5 separate regions of the Homo sapiens genome follow, and regions 2, 3, 4 and 5 are each linked to region 1. Evidence: chromatin contacts called from ENCODE Hi-C or POLR2A ChIA-PET data. All regions are on one chromosome and are shown on one strand. The core of a region is the stretch at or near the end of the contact, and the rest is flanking DNA. Distances in the headings are between cores, read along the strand shown.

Region 1 (2,544 bases), core at 18-2,517:
AGTCTTAAGTGTTATGAAAGTATTTTTTGGCCCCATGGACAGTCTGAAAGGGTCTCAGGATCCCCAGGGATTCCCAGACCACACTTAGAGCACTGCCTATAATAAAGAAGGCAAATGGGGAGGGATCCAGGACACAGTTAGAGGGACTGGCCTCTGTAAGAGACCCTCTTTTGGGGCAAGAGGAAAAGAGGCGATGAATGCCAAAGTGATTGTGAAGGAGTGCATTCCATTCTTATGCATTACATTTTCTCAATGGGATAAGACCCATGGTCATTGAGTCCGGTGAGGAAGTAGTGAGTGCGGGAGGTCTGAGACAAGCCATGGGAAAGAATTCTCTTGGTGAACAGGAAAACTAGCTGCCCAGTGAAGTAGTCAGAGTGCCCAGCAGGGACCGCATAGTATCCATCTTTGCAGCACACACCAGGGCACCTAATTGACCTGCCGCAGCCATGTGTGCAAGGAATTCCAAGCTGCACACGTCTGCCTGGCTGCTTCTCTCCCACAGTGAGCAGTGTGGCAGGGTGCCTAAGAGCAAGCTCCATAGGTTCTCATTCTGCTCCTACCCCTGACTGGCAGTGTGTCCTTGAACAAAATGCTCTGTGTGCCTCAGTTACCTATCTGTAAAATGGGAGTAACCACAGCACCCACCTCACAGGGTTGTTGTGAAGACAAATGAAGATGACAATTACATGTAAAGTACATACCTAGGATGGGTGAGTGCCTGGCAAGGGAAGTGCTCCATAGGGTCAGCGACAACAATTACATTCACTCACGTGATTTATGGCGCTTCCACTCGGCCCTCTGTCTTAGTAATAATTCACTCATTTAGCGAATATCAATGGAATGGATGCTTACTGTGGGTATGGGCGGAGGCTGAGGTTACAGCCTGGGCAAAGCAGGCCAGCTCCCGTCCTCACCGGCTGTCTCCTCGAGCAGACAAGCGGACCCAGTGAGACCCGCTACGTGGTGGCACAATGCGAGTCCCCATGACTGCTCACCCTAACGAAGGCGCAGGATGCGGTAGGGGCTTTGCGGACCTCACTGCAGCCAATCCTGACCACAGGCCCCAGTGGGCACGCTTAGCCTTTTACAGATGCAGAGTCTGCTTCTCAGAGCAGGGGGCTGACTTCCCCCGGCTACACGGCCCTATGCAGTTCGGTGGGACCGGGCCGACCGCCCAGCTCGCGCTAAAGCCCACGTAACAGAAACCCGCTCCCATGACACGGGTCGCCAGGGTTCCCGCTCCCCAGAGAACGGGACTTCCGGCGGAAATTTCTTCCGGGAGCGGAGGCGCGGGACTGACCTGGCCCCGCCCCCTCCTCGTTTATCTCCAATTGACCAATCACAGCTCAGCTTCTTGCCAGGCGCGTAGGCTCATTCTCCAGTCAGCGACTGCCGTCGTCTCTCGGGCAACAGCGTCCTAGAGACGCCGAATGGGCAGCCCCTCTGAGACCCCGCGGCTTGGGGTCCGCGCACGCGGGTGCCGGCCCAGCTAGGCGGAGAATCGAGGAGGGGTTCCCGGTAAGGCTGTATTCGGGGTGGCCACGCGCGTGCGACAGGCCGAGGAGGGGCCGGGCGGGCGGGCAGCTCCGTGGGTCTCACTGCCCTGAGAAGGCCGGCGCTGCTGCCCACCCCCAGGGACGAAGGGGTGGTGATTCGTTTATTCAGGTGTTCATGGCGCGTCTGCTTGTGCCAGGCATGTTGTAGGCCCTGGGGCCCTGTGGGGAACAGTAGGGCCCCTGTTCCCGTAGCTTACCTGATATGTGGAGAAGAACGATAAACAACGCTGACGGTGGTGACGTCTTCTTCCCTGCCTCTCTGTGAGAATCAGCTGGGAAATGTGTGTGGAAACGCCCTAAATCTCTCCAGTTTACAACATGTCTCATGCCCCTGATTTCATTTGTGCCCACAGCAGTCTTGTGAATGTCATGATTGACTCCCTCCTGTAGACAGACGAGGACTTGAAACCTGTGGGGTGAAGGGGCTTTTCCAAAGTCACACAACTATCTTAGGAAGTTTCTGAGCCAGAATTCAAACTCATTTCTGTATCACGGCAAAATCTCTGCTCTTTTACACTCTTCTCCCACAGCCTGCACATAATTACCCCTGCCTCCCTCAGAAATTTTGTTTGGAAGCACTTTGTGAGGTATACATCTGTATAGGGCTTACTTGAAGGTTGTCCAAATCACCCCTCTCTCTACTCCCTTCCTTTCTCTCCAAATCTTTGCCTTTCAGGATGTCTTGCCCCTGTTAAGAGGACTCTTCTTTTCTTTTCTTTTTTCTTTTCTTTTCTTTTCTCCCTCCCCTCCCCTCCCTTCCCTTCCCCTTTCTTCCCTTCCTCCCCTCCTCTCTCCTCCCCTCCCCTTCCCCTCCGCTCCCCTCCCCTTCCCTCCCCTCGCCTCTCCTTTTCTTTCCTGATGGAGTCTTCCTCTGTCACCCAGGCTGGAGTGCAGCGATCCCAGCTCACTGCAACCTCCACCTCCCGGGTTCAAGCGATTCTCGTGCCTCGGTGTCCCAAGTAGCTGGGATTACAGGCGCCTGCCA
Region 2 (2,544 bases), core at 31-2,530, 870 kb before region 1:
GCAGTGGTGCGATCTCAGCTCACTGCAACCTCTCTCTCCTGGGTTCAAGGATTCTTGTGCCTCAGCCTCCAAGTAGCTGAGATTACAGGTGTGTGTTACCACACCTGGCTAATGTTTGTACTTTTAGTAGAAACGGGGTTTCACCATGTTGGCCAGCCTGCTCTCACTCCTGACCTCAGGGGATTTGCCTGCCTTGGCCTCCCAGAGTGCTGGGATTACAGACGTGAGCCACCATGCCGGGCCCCAATAGGGGAACTTCTGATGTGTGGCATCATCACGGTGCTCCCCCAGGGAGAAAGGATGGTACCACGGAAGCCAGGGCCCTGGGCACAGGGCCTGCAAGTGGAACCATCTTTCTGGGCACTATCTGGGTTAGAAGGGGACAAAGTTAGGCGGAAGGGGCATCACGTATCTCGGCTTTGATTCCAGCCCCACCCTTGGTGCTTGGGATTCTGTGTAGAAGTTCTGAGCAACTCCAGCATGTGCCTGGGCATGTCTGAGAGGGTGTCAGGCACCACAGCCCACGCCTGGCAGAGTCACGGTGGCTGTGAGTGTGCCTTTCACTGGGGAGAGCTTGTGGCTTTCACTGGGGAGAGGGGTGTGGCTTTCACTGGGGAGAGGGTGTGGCTTTCACTGGGGAGAGGGGTGTGGCTTTCACTGGCGAGAGGGGTGTGGCTTTCACTGGCTTCTCTGAAAGCGCAAGGCTCCCACCTTAAGGAGAAACTGAGGGATAAGCATGGCCCTTCTCTATGGAGCATCCACAGATTTGGGGTGGAGGAGGGAAAACATTTTTCTGATTAAATACACATGGCTCTATTCCAGACAGAGGAGAAATCGTTTTTTGTTTGTTTGTTTTGAGATGGGGTCTTGCTCTGTCCATTCTAGTCTCCACTGTCCATTTTACAGATGGTGAGACTGAGGCCTTGCACAGGAGTGGGATATGTAGGGTCACCAGCAGAGCAGGACTGTCCCAGTGCATGGGGTAAAGGACACATGCTCACTCACGGAGGCCCTACTGGGTGCTGGCACTGCGTACCCATCTACCCTCCGACCTGGGGCAGACCTACAGGCCAGAATTTCCACCCACATTTTTCAGAAGAGGAACCAGAGGCTCCGAGGGAAAGCTGACTTGCCCGGGTTGTAGGGTGAGTGAGTGGAAGGGCTGAAATCAGAGCCCAGCTGTGACTCTGGAGCTACACGCTTCCCACGGTCAGTAACCCCAGCGGCCACCAGGAGCGCCTACTTCGTGCCGGGCCCTGAGTCCCGGGCTGCCACTTCCCTTCCCCTGAGAGCCACAAGAGGGCAGTAAAGGGAGGCTCCAGAATCCCCAGGAGGGAGGACGCCTGAGCCTCCAGAGATGACATTTCACCAGGGCCTGGAAGGATGACCTCACCCAGCACGGCCAAGTGGAGCACAGACCAGAGCGACAGGAAGGGGCTGCTCCCCTACTGTGGACGCTGACATCAGCCCGGCCCTGTGCTCTGCACCCACACCCGCTGTCTGCCCCTAACCTCACAACAGTGCCCTGGGCAGAGAGCTGGGGGCGGGTGCAAGCTGGGCAACACCAGGCAGCACAGGCAGTTGGACCGCGGGTAGGAGGTGACCCTCAGGCATCCTGACCCTGGTCCCCAGTGCTCTTTGCCCCTTCCCCATCATCCCCAGGACATTTTCTTTTGAGTCTCGCTCTGTTGCCCAGGCTGGAGTACAATGGCGCGATCTCGGCTCACTGCAACCTCCACCTCCCAGGTTCAAGTGATTTTCCTGCTTCAGCCTCCTGAGTAGCTGGAACTACTCAGCTGCCGCCACCACGCCCAGCTAATTTTTGTATTTTTTTTGGTAGAGACAGGGTTTCACCATGTTGGCCAGGCTGGTCTTGAACTCCTGACCTCAGGTGATCCACCTACCTCGGCCTCCCAAAGTGCCGGGATTACAGGTATAAGCCACCGCGCCTGGCCATCACCAGCACATTTTCTACCACTCTCGAGGCTGGATCAGACTGGCTTCCAGCTCCTGGCCTCACTGGGCTCACAGCTCAGGCTCTGTGGGCACTGGGGTGGGGGCTGGGGTGGCCACAGGTGGCTTGTTTAACTGAAAAGCCCCAGGCCCCTCCTCAGCCCACCCCTCTGGCCCGGGCCCTCCTGGACCCTCAATCAATTCTGGAAGTCCTGGTTTCGACACCCCCACCCAGTCCGGGGGACACACCCTACCTGTCGCTGCAGTCAAAGCCAATGAAACCAACCCCTGCGAGGGGCCCAGCCCCTGTTCCTGGGCTAGGGCTTCTGACAAAGGATTGGGCTGGCCCCTCTTCAGCCATCCATGAACCCTATCAAGGATGACAGGGGTGGACACAGTTGTTCATCCGTGGAAGCTGCTTCCATTCCCCGGGTGGCTCGCGAGTAGGCTTCTCATCTTACTGATGGGGAGACTGAGGCTTAGGATGTAGCTAATGAGCCATGGGGAGGAGAGAGGGGGTGACTCTGCAGCCAGGGCTTGGGACCCCAGAGGGACTGGATCTGAGGCCAATCAGAGGACCTGATTCAGAGG
Region 3 (2,544 bases), core at 13-2,512, 850 kb before region 1:
AGTATCTCTGGGTGTTTGGAAACAGTCTTTGGCACGTATTAGAAGGTGGCTAATAGGTATTTGTTGAAAGAATCAGTGAGTAAATGAATACATGACCCCATGGTGCGTGGTTCTGGCCACGTCATTTGTGGCGCCCCCTGCTCCCCAGATCCATTCACTGCCTACTTTGTGCTCCCTGAGGCTGACCTGGGTGGACGGCATCCCCCACCTGGTTACATTTGACCCATGGAGGCAGTTGCTGGAGATCAGCCGGAGAGAATGAGGCATTTCTCCTCTTGCCCTCTGCTGACCCTTGCAGTCCCTGCGGGTTGCATGCTGACCACAGCTCTTTCCCGGATGCTCTGCCAGGCTTTAGCTCCACTGGCTTCCGGGGGAAGCACCATTTCCTTCCCTCCCTTCTGCAGCCCCAGGGCTGGTAGCAGCTTCCCTCTTTTGCTGGCCTCTGGCTCTCCCTAACCTGCCCACGCCTCTGTGAACATGAACCACCTGGTCAGCTCTGCCTTCTGCTGGGACCCTGACTGTAACAGATAGATATCATTATTATTATTATTATTATTATTATTATTATTATTGAGATGGAGTCTCGCTCTGTCACCAGGCTGGAGTGCAATAGCGTGATCTCGGCTCACTGCAACGACTGCCTCCTGAGTTCAAGGGGTTCTCCTGCCTCAGCCTCCCGAGTAGCTGGGACTACAGGTGTGCACCACCACGCCCAACTAATTTTTGTATTTTTAGTAGAGACGGGTTTTACCATGTTGGCCAGGATGGTCTTGATCTGTTGAACTCGTGATCCGCCCGCCTCAGCCTCCCAAAGTGCTGGGATTACAGATGTGAGCCACCGTGCCCAGCCAACAGATAGATATTATTGTTGCCACTCTACAGAATTGGAAACTGAGGCTCAGAGAGGTTATACATCATGCCCAGGACCACACAGCAAGTCCTGACAGAGCCAGGGTTGAGCCCAGGCTCCCTGGCTTGGAGCCCATGCTGCTGGCTTTCAGAGGGTTTTGAGCTCTTCTCCTCTGAGGGGCCCAGGACTGGGGTCAACATGAAGGTGCCTCAGGTGACCCAGAAGGCAGCTGAGACCTGGACCCCCTCAAAGGCACGCGGGTGCCTGTCATAGCTCTGGCAGTGACCACGAGCCCATTGGCCTCTTCCTCCCTGTGAGAGCTGAGCATGTCTCTGGGGCCTGGCAGGAAACCCAGCCTGTGTGTGTTTCTGCTGCTCAGTCACGTGAGACTGTGGGAAGCTGCTGGGAGGCTCAAGTGAGGCCCCTGCCCCAGCCACAGTGGCGGCCTGACCTCACATTTCCTTCGCTTCTTCTCTGAGTGAGCAGATGTGGCCAGCACCCACCACGTGCCAGGACCGTCCTGACACCCTGAGGGCGAGGGGGGCACCGTGGCAATGTATCGGAGGGAGAGGGCACAGGCTCTGCAGCTTGAATACTAAGGCTGAGTCCCTTCTTGAGGGACCCCAGGCTCCTTGCTCCTGCAATGGGGACCATTGCACTTGCTAATTTCACATGTTTATCCTTTCATTTATTTGCCTATCCATTGGTGGATGGAGCCGTTAAAACATAGTTAATGAGCCTTTGTTTATAGCCTGCAGCTAAGAAAAGAGCTCTGTGAATCTAAAGCCCTGTATGAAATGTAGTTCTCTGATGGGGGCGTCTGGGTACCTCCCACCACTGCCCCTGTGTAGCCTAGGCCAAGAGGGCCTTTGGTGCCATTGAAGGACTGAGTGAAAACCTGACTTGTCTGAGGGCTCTGTGCACTGGGGGGCACCCCTGGACCCTACCCTGTCCCCTGTCACCATAGTCAGGGAGACAGGCCCGACAGTGCACAGTGACTAACCCAGGGCCACACCATGTGTTAGGCAGAATAATGGCCCTCTCCTCAAAGAATTCCATGTCCTGATCCCTGTAGCCTGTGAATTTGTGGCCTCACGCACTCCTTATGGCGAGAGGAACTTTGCAGATGTGAATCAGGGTCTTGAGATAGGGAGAAGGTGCTGCATTCTCCCAGGGGGCCTGACATCATCACAAGGGTCCTTATAAGAGGTGGGCAGGAGGGTCAGAGTGAGAAAAGGGCGAAATGACAATGGGAACAGAGAGAGATTGGAAGATGCCACCTCTGTGGCTTTGAAGCTGCAGGAAATGGCCACAAGCCAAGGAATGCAGGTGCCTCTGGAAGCCAGAAGGGCAATGAGTGACCAGATTCTCTCCTAGAGCCCCTGAAGGAGCACAGCCCCACCCACACCACAGCCTCCAGAACTGTAAGAGAAGAAATTTATGGGTTTCTTTTCTTTTCTTTTTTTTCTTTCTTTTCTTTCTTTTTTTTTTTTTTTTTTTTTTTTTTGAGATGGAGTCTTGCTGTGTTGCCCAGGCTGGAGTGCAATAGTGTGATCTCAGCTCACTGCAACCTCTGCCTCCCAGGTTCAAGCAATTCTCCTGCCTCAGCCTCCTGAGTAGCTGGGATTACCACGCCCAGCTAATTTTTGTATTTTTAGTAGAAATGGGGTTTCCCTATGTTGGCCAGGCTGGTC
Region 4 (2,544 bases), core at 22-2,521, 690 kb before region 1:
ACTCACTATCACAAGAAGAGTGCAGAAAAGACCTGCCCACATAATTCGATCACCTTCCACCAGGTTCCTCCCACGATGTGGGAATTGTGGGAGTTACGACTCAAGATGAGATTTGGGTGGAGACACAGCCAAACCATATCAGCCAGGTATCTTCACTCCTTGGTATTTACTCTGGGGAACCCAGCAGAGAAAAGGGTGGGGATTTATATACAAGTGTAGTTTATAAAACTTTAGCATGGTAAACAAGATAAGGATCTATCAAAAAGGGCATGGCTAAATACTTTGCGGTACAGGAGTTCCATGGACCACAGGCAATAACTGAAAATCATGCTTCTGAACTATCTTTAATAGGAAAATGCTCAAAATTCAATGTGCTGTTATGGTTACAAAATATTCATAAGGTAAAAAATATTTTGTAGAACATATCATAGAAAAATGACTGGATGGAAGTACAGAAATATTACTATCTCTACGTTACATATATATGTATTACTATTTGCTATCTTTAGGTGGAGGGAGTCTGAGTAGTATAAAGTTTTTTTTACTTCTCTTACATCAAGATTTGTTACATTAAATTTATATTCAAATCACAATAAGGGCCTGATGCAGTGGCTCACGCCTGTAATCCCAGAACTTTGGGAGGCCAAGGCAGGCGGATGCCCTGAGGTCAGGAGTTGGAGACTGGCCAGGCCAACAAGGTGAAACCCCGTCTCTACTAAAAATACAAAAATTAGCCGGGCATGGTAGCACGCGCCTGTAATCCCAGTTACTTGGGTGGCTGAGGCAGAAGAATCGCTTGAACCCGGGAGGCGGAGGTTGCAGTGACTCAGGATCGCGCCACTGCACTCCAGCCTAGGCGACAGAGCGAGACTCCGTCTCAAAAAAAAAAAAAAATAAGAAGAACAGTAAATCATCAAAAAAATAAACCCAATGACAACCACAGAAAGAGCCTTGCAAGCCCTCTTGGGAGGAATGACTGGGAGAACACCAGGTACCCGCCCTGATGAAGACGCCGCAGCAACTACAGTCTTCCCCGATTGGCAGCAGCCCGAGTTGGGGGGTGGGGGGGGGTGGGACTTTGTGCATCACTTCCGGGGGCGGGGCAGCGGTCGTCTCCGCACGCGCGGGAGCGGTCGGTATCCATGGCAACCAGCGGGGCCAGCCTAAGGCCCGCCCGCCACCGCCACCGCGCCGGCCCCGCCCGCACAAAGGCCGCGCGGTGACCCGCCCTCTGCCGCGACCCCGGCCCCGCCCCTGCCCCGGCCCCGGCCTGGCCCGGTCCCTGCACCTGCCGGAGGCCGCCCGCCGCCATCGCCAGCGCCGTCGCTTGGCTGCGCTGACCGGGAAGCAGTTCTCGGCGGTCCGCGCGGTGATTCATCGGCCTGGCCGCGTCCCCCGCGCGGGCCATCTTGGTCACGGCCGGCGGCGGACAGAGCCGCGGAGGAACCGCGAGACCCCAGGTACGCGTGCCCCCGGCCCCCTGCCCGGCCGGGCCCCGCCACTGTGGTGGCCCCCAGGCCCGCGGCCGCCAAGGAGCAGCCCCCTTTGTTCTCCCCCGGGCGGGCGCGGGGCGGGCGCCGCGGGGCTTTGTGCAGCCTCGCCACCCACGCGCGGGCCCTCCACGCCGCCCCTCACCCTCCTGCCCGCTAGTCGCAACTGAAACCTTGAAAACATCTTTTCTTAATCCTCCAGGGCCCAGAGCAGGTCCAGCCACCCGTCTGGCTCCGTAGTCCGCGAAGTCTGCAGTAAAGGAGCCGCGTGGGACCGGGGCCGAAGTCCCTAGGGCCTGGCACCGCGTGCCCCTCTCTCGGGCCCTCGGCTTGGGGGTCTCGCAGCGCCCTGCCGTCGTGCACCCCACACTGCCCCCATTTCTACAGGGGCCCACCTGGTCACCACACCCTCTTGGTCCACCCGCGGATCTCAGCGTGTGGCTGACCTCTGGCCAGCATGGTGCAGCCGCAGACGTCCAAAGCTGAAAGCCCAGCCTTGGCAGCGTCTCCGAATGCCCAGATGGATGACGTTATTGACACCCTGACCTCCCTGCGCCTCACCAACTCGGCGCTGAGGCGGGAGGCTTCCACCCTGCGGGCGGAGAAGGCCAATCTCACCAACATGCTGGAGAGCGTGATGGCAGAGCTGACCTTGTTACGCACCAGGGCGCGGATCCCGGGGGCTCTGCAGATCACCCCGCCCATCTCCTCAATTACTTCAAACGGGACTCGACCCATGACCACACCTCCAACCTCTCTGCCCGAGCCCTTTTCCGGGGACCCAGGCCGGTTGGCGGGGTTCCTGATGCAGATGGACAGATTCATGATCTTCCAGGCCTCCCGCTTCCCGGGTGAGGCCGAGCGTGTGGCCTTCCTTGTGTCTCGACTGACTGGGGAGGCGGAGAAGTGGGCTATCCCCCACATGCAACCTGACAGCCCCTTGCGCAACAACTATCAGGGGTTCCTGGCAGAGTTGCGGAGAACCTACAAGTCTCCGCTCCGGCATGCGCGGCGCGCCCAAATCAGGAAGACTTCTGCCTCTAATAGGGCTGTG
Region 5 (2,544 bases), core at 1-2,500, 670 kb after region 1:
TTTTTTTTTGAAACGGAGTCTTGCTCTGTCACCCAGGCTGGAGTGCAGTGGTGGGATCTCGGCTCACTGCAACCTCTGCTGCCCGGGCTTAGGGGATTCTCCTGCCTCAGCCTCCCGAGTAGCTGGAACTATAAGCGCCCACCACCACGCCCAGCTAATTTTTGTATTTTTAGTAGAGACGGGGTTTCTCCATGTTGGCCAGGCTGGTCTTGAACTCCTGACCTCAAGTGATCCATCTGCCTCAGCCTCCCAAAGTACTGGGATTACAGGCATGAGCCACTGCGCCTGGCCGAGCCTGTGTCTCTTGAGTTGCTTTTAGGTTAACATTAGATAACCCCAATTTCCAACCTCCATTCTGTCACTAACCACCTGTCACTCAATCTCTGAGCAGCTATCCATCACAGCGTTGCTGTGAGGAATTAAATAAGCTAATATCTGAAACACATTCAAGGCTTTGTTCAATAGCATAAAGATCTATTGGATGCTTATTATGTGCCAAGCACTGTGTGGTTTGTAAGAAAACATTATAAAAGAGAGCTGTTGTATAGTTGGGAACTGGCAACGGATGGTCGGCCATGCCAACTCCTGTGGTTGGGAGGATCATATGCAAGAAATGTGGTTGCTGGCCGGGCGCGGTGGCTCACGCCTGTAATCCCAGCACTTTGGGAGGCCGAGGCGGGTGGATCACCTGAGGTCAGGAGTTCGACACCAGCGTGGCCAACATGGTGAACCCGTCCCTACTAAAAATACAAAAATTAGTCAGGCATGGTGGCGGGCGCCTGTTAATCCCAGCTACTCGGGAAGCTGAAGCAGGAGAATCGCTTGAACCTGGGAGGCGGCGGTTGCAGTGAGCAAAGAACACGCCACTGCACTCCAGCCTGGGCGACAGAGCAAGACTCCGTCTCAAAAAACAACAACAAACAACAACAACGACAACAACAAAAACCATCAATGTGGAAGAGTTTCAAGTGCTCTTCATGTGCCAGGTAGAAAGCGTAAATACTACATTGCGTTGCGTTATTTATTCCATAAATATCTGTTGAGGACCCACTGTGGTGTGGCATCGTGTTCCGTTCAACGGCTATGGCTGTTTAAGTAAACGCATGAGTCCCTCCAGGACCCCAGAACGCAGCCCGAAGGGCCTCAGAGCCGGGGCGGAACCAGCGTCTGCGGAACCTTTCTTCCCGCTCCCGGTGCCCCGGAAGCCCCGGCAGGAAATGCGTCAGGGACCACGCTGCGCCGCGCCGCCGCAGTCGGGCCTCGGTCGCCACGGTAACGCGCGCGGGCAGGTGTCCGACCATGAGCGTCCGGGTCGCACGGGTAGCGTGGGTCAGGGGCTTGGGCGCCAGCTACCGCCGCGGCGCCTCGAGCTTCCCGGTGCCTCCGCCGGGCGCCCAGGGTGTAGCGGAGCTGCTGCGAGATGCGACCGGGGCGGAGGAGGAGGCGCCCTGGGCGGCGACGGAGCGGCGAATGCCGGGCCAGTGCTCCGTGCTGCTCTTCCCGGGCCAGGGCAGCCAGGTGGTGGGCATGGGCCGCGGTCTGCTCAACTACCCGCGCGTCCGCGAACTCTACGCCGCCGCCCGCCGCGTGCTGGGCTACGACCTGCTGGAACTGAGCCTGCACGGGCCGCAGGAGACCCTGGACCGCACCGTGCACTGTCAGCCCGCGATCTTCGTGGCATCGCTGGCCGCTGTCGAGAAACTACATCACCTGCAGCCCTCGGTGAGGCCCGAGGCCCCGTGACAGGAGGGGGAAGGTGAGCTCTGCCTGAGCTCTTGGCCCTGCCAGAGGCTTCCGCCTGCCATTCCGGGGGCTCCCACGTCTTACTCATTCGATCGAGTTTTTTTTTTTGTTTGTTTTTGTTTTTTTTTTTGAGACGGAGTCTCGCTCTGTCGCCCAGGCTAGAGTGCAGTGGCGCGATCTCGGCTCCGCCTCCCGAGTTCACGCCATTCTCCTGCCTCAGCCTCCCAAGTAGCTGGGACTACAGGCGCCCGCCACCATGCCCGGCTAATTTTTTGTATTTTTAGTAGAGACGGGGTTTCATCGTGTTAGTCAGGATGGTCTTGATCTCCTGACCTCGTGATCTGCCCGCCTCGGCCTCCCAAAGTGCTGGGATTACAGGCATGAGCCACCGTGCCCGGCCCGTTTTGTTTTGTTTTTTGAGACAGAGTCTTGCTCTGTCACCCAGGCTGGAGTGCAATGGCGCAGTCTTGGCTCACTGCAACCTCTGCCTCCCAGGTTCAAGCAGTTCTCCTGCCTCAGCCTCCGCAGTAGCTGGGATCACAGGTGCACACCACCACGCCCGGCTAATTTTTTTATTCTTTACTTAAATCCTCCCAGGTTCACCCACCTCGGCCTCCCAAAGTGCTAGGATTACAGGTATGAGCCACTGCACTGGCCTAAATGAAGGAACATTGAGATGAGTTGAGAATGTCACTTCACTTGAAGGTGGTGGATTGATTGCTATTAATATTTAATAAGACGGTAAATGTTAAGCTAGCACTTGAGATCCTTTACCCTATTTCACCTTCACACCACCTTGTG

The links. Hi-C counts contacts between places; a loop is a spot of excess contacts on that map. ChIA-PET counts read pairs that join two places held with the same protein, here RNA polymerase II (POLR2A). Pooled maps may share reads with other maps.
Region 2: a loop to region 1 is called in a pooled map, with 9 times the contacts of the local background. The contact joins the enhancer-like site here to the promoter of EFCAB6-DT in region 1. A Hi-C loop is called at or near these places in 1 of 37 single-sample maps with no recorded cell type and 4 of 50 pooled maps. POLR2A ChIA-PET finds 5 or more read pairs at or near these places in 1 of 52 experiments (HEK293).
Region 3: a loop to region 1 is called in a map of naive thymus-derived CD4-positive, alpha-beta T cell, with 4 times the contacts of the local background. The contact joins the enhancer-like site here to the promoter of EFCAB6-DT in region 1. A Hi-C loop is called at or near these places in 1 of 168 maps with a recorded cell type or tissue (naive thymus-derived CD4-positive, alpha-beta T cell) and 5 of 50 pooled maps. POLR2A ChIA-PET finds 5 or more read pairs at or near these places in 1 of 52 experiments (PC-3).
Region 4: a loop to region 1 is called in a map of B cell, with 10 times the contacts of the local background. The contact joins the promoter of RTL6 here to the promoter of EFCAB6-DT in region 1. A Hi-C loop is called at or near these places in 6 of 168 maps with a recorded cell type or tissue (B cell, CD4-positive, alpha-beta T cell, ascending aorta and 3 more) and 16 of 50 pooled maps.
Region 5: a loop to region 1 is called in a map of gastrocnemius medialis, with 5 times the contacts of the local background. The contact joins the promoter of MCAT here to the promoter of EFCAB6-DT in region 1. A Hi-C loop is called at or near these places in 1 of 168 maps with a recorded cell type or tissue (gastrocnemius medialis) and 7 of 50 pooled maps.

Annotation. Positions count from the first base shown.
Region 1 is chr22:43,811,145-43,813,688 of GRCh38, reverse strand. EFCAB6-DT (EFCAB6 divergent transcript) reads right to left here and starts at 1,267. Exons shown (of 2, transcript NR_186822.1): 1 at 705-1,267. EFCAB6 (EF-hand calcium binding domain 6) reads left to right here and starts at 1,384. Exons shown (of 32, transcript NM_022785.4): 1 at 1,384-1,521. RefSeq lists enhancers at 1-778, 1,020-1,289 and a silencer at 1,621-1,862.
Region 2 is chr22:44,683,672-44,686,215 of GRCh38, reverse strand. It overlaps a transcript of PRR5 not described here. Among named protein-coding and RNA genes, the nearest start is that of PRR5, 17 kb to the left of the region's middle. RefSeq lists enhancers at 1-389, 270-589, 1,566-2,105. Within about 2 kb of position 1,280, at least 9 of the 41 ENCODE cell types and tissues checked have a DNase peak (open chromatin) inside an H3K27ac peak, as active enhancers do.
Region 3 is chr22:44,663,054-44,665,597 of GRCh38, reverse strand. It overlaps LOC124905132 (a long non-coding RNA gene), which reads left to right. Exons shown (of 3, transcript XR_007068127.1): 3 at 599-2,544. Among named protein-coding and RNA genes, the nearest start is that of PRR5, 38 kb to the left of the region's middle. Within about 2 kb of position 1,262, at least 14 of the 41 ENCODE cell types and tissues checked have a DNase peak (open chromatin) inside an H3K27ac peak, as active enhancers do.
Region 4 is chr22:44,496,960-44,499,503 of GRCh38, reverse strand. It overlaps RTL6 (retrotransposon Gag like 6), which reads left to right and starts at 1,271. Exons shown (of 2, transcript NM_032287.3): 1 at 1,271-1,460; 2 at 1,693-2,544. The coding sequence starts at 1,948. RefSeq lists silencers at 1,061-1,120, 1,211-1,340.
Region 5 is chr22:43,142,104-43,144,647 of GRCh38, reverse strand. MCAT (malonyl-CoA-acyl carrier protein transacylase) reads left to right here and starts at 1,250. Exons shown (of 4, transcript NM_173467.5): 1 at 1,250-1,722. The coding sequence starts at 1,300. RefSeq lists a silencer at 1,226-1,495.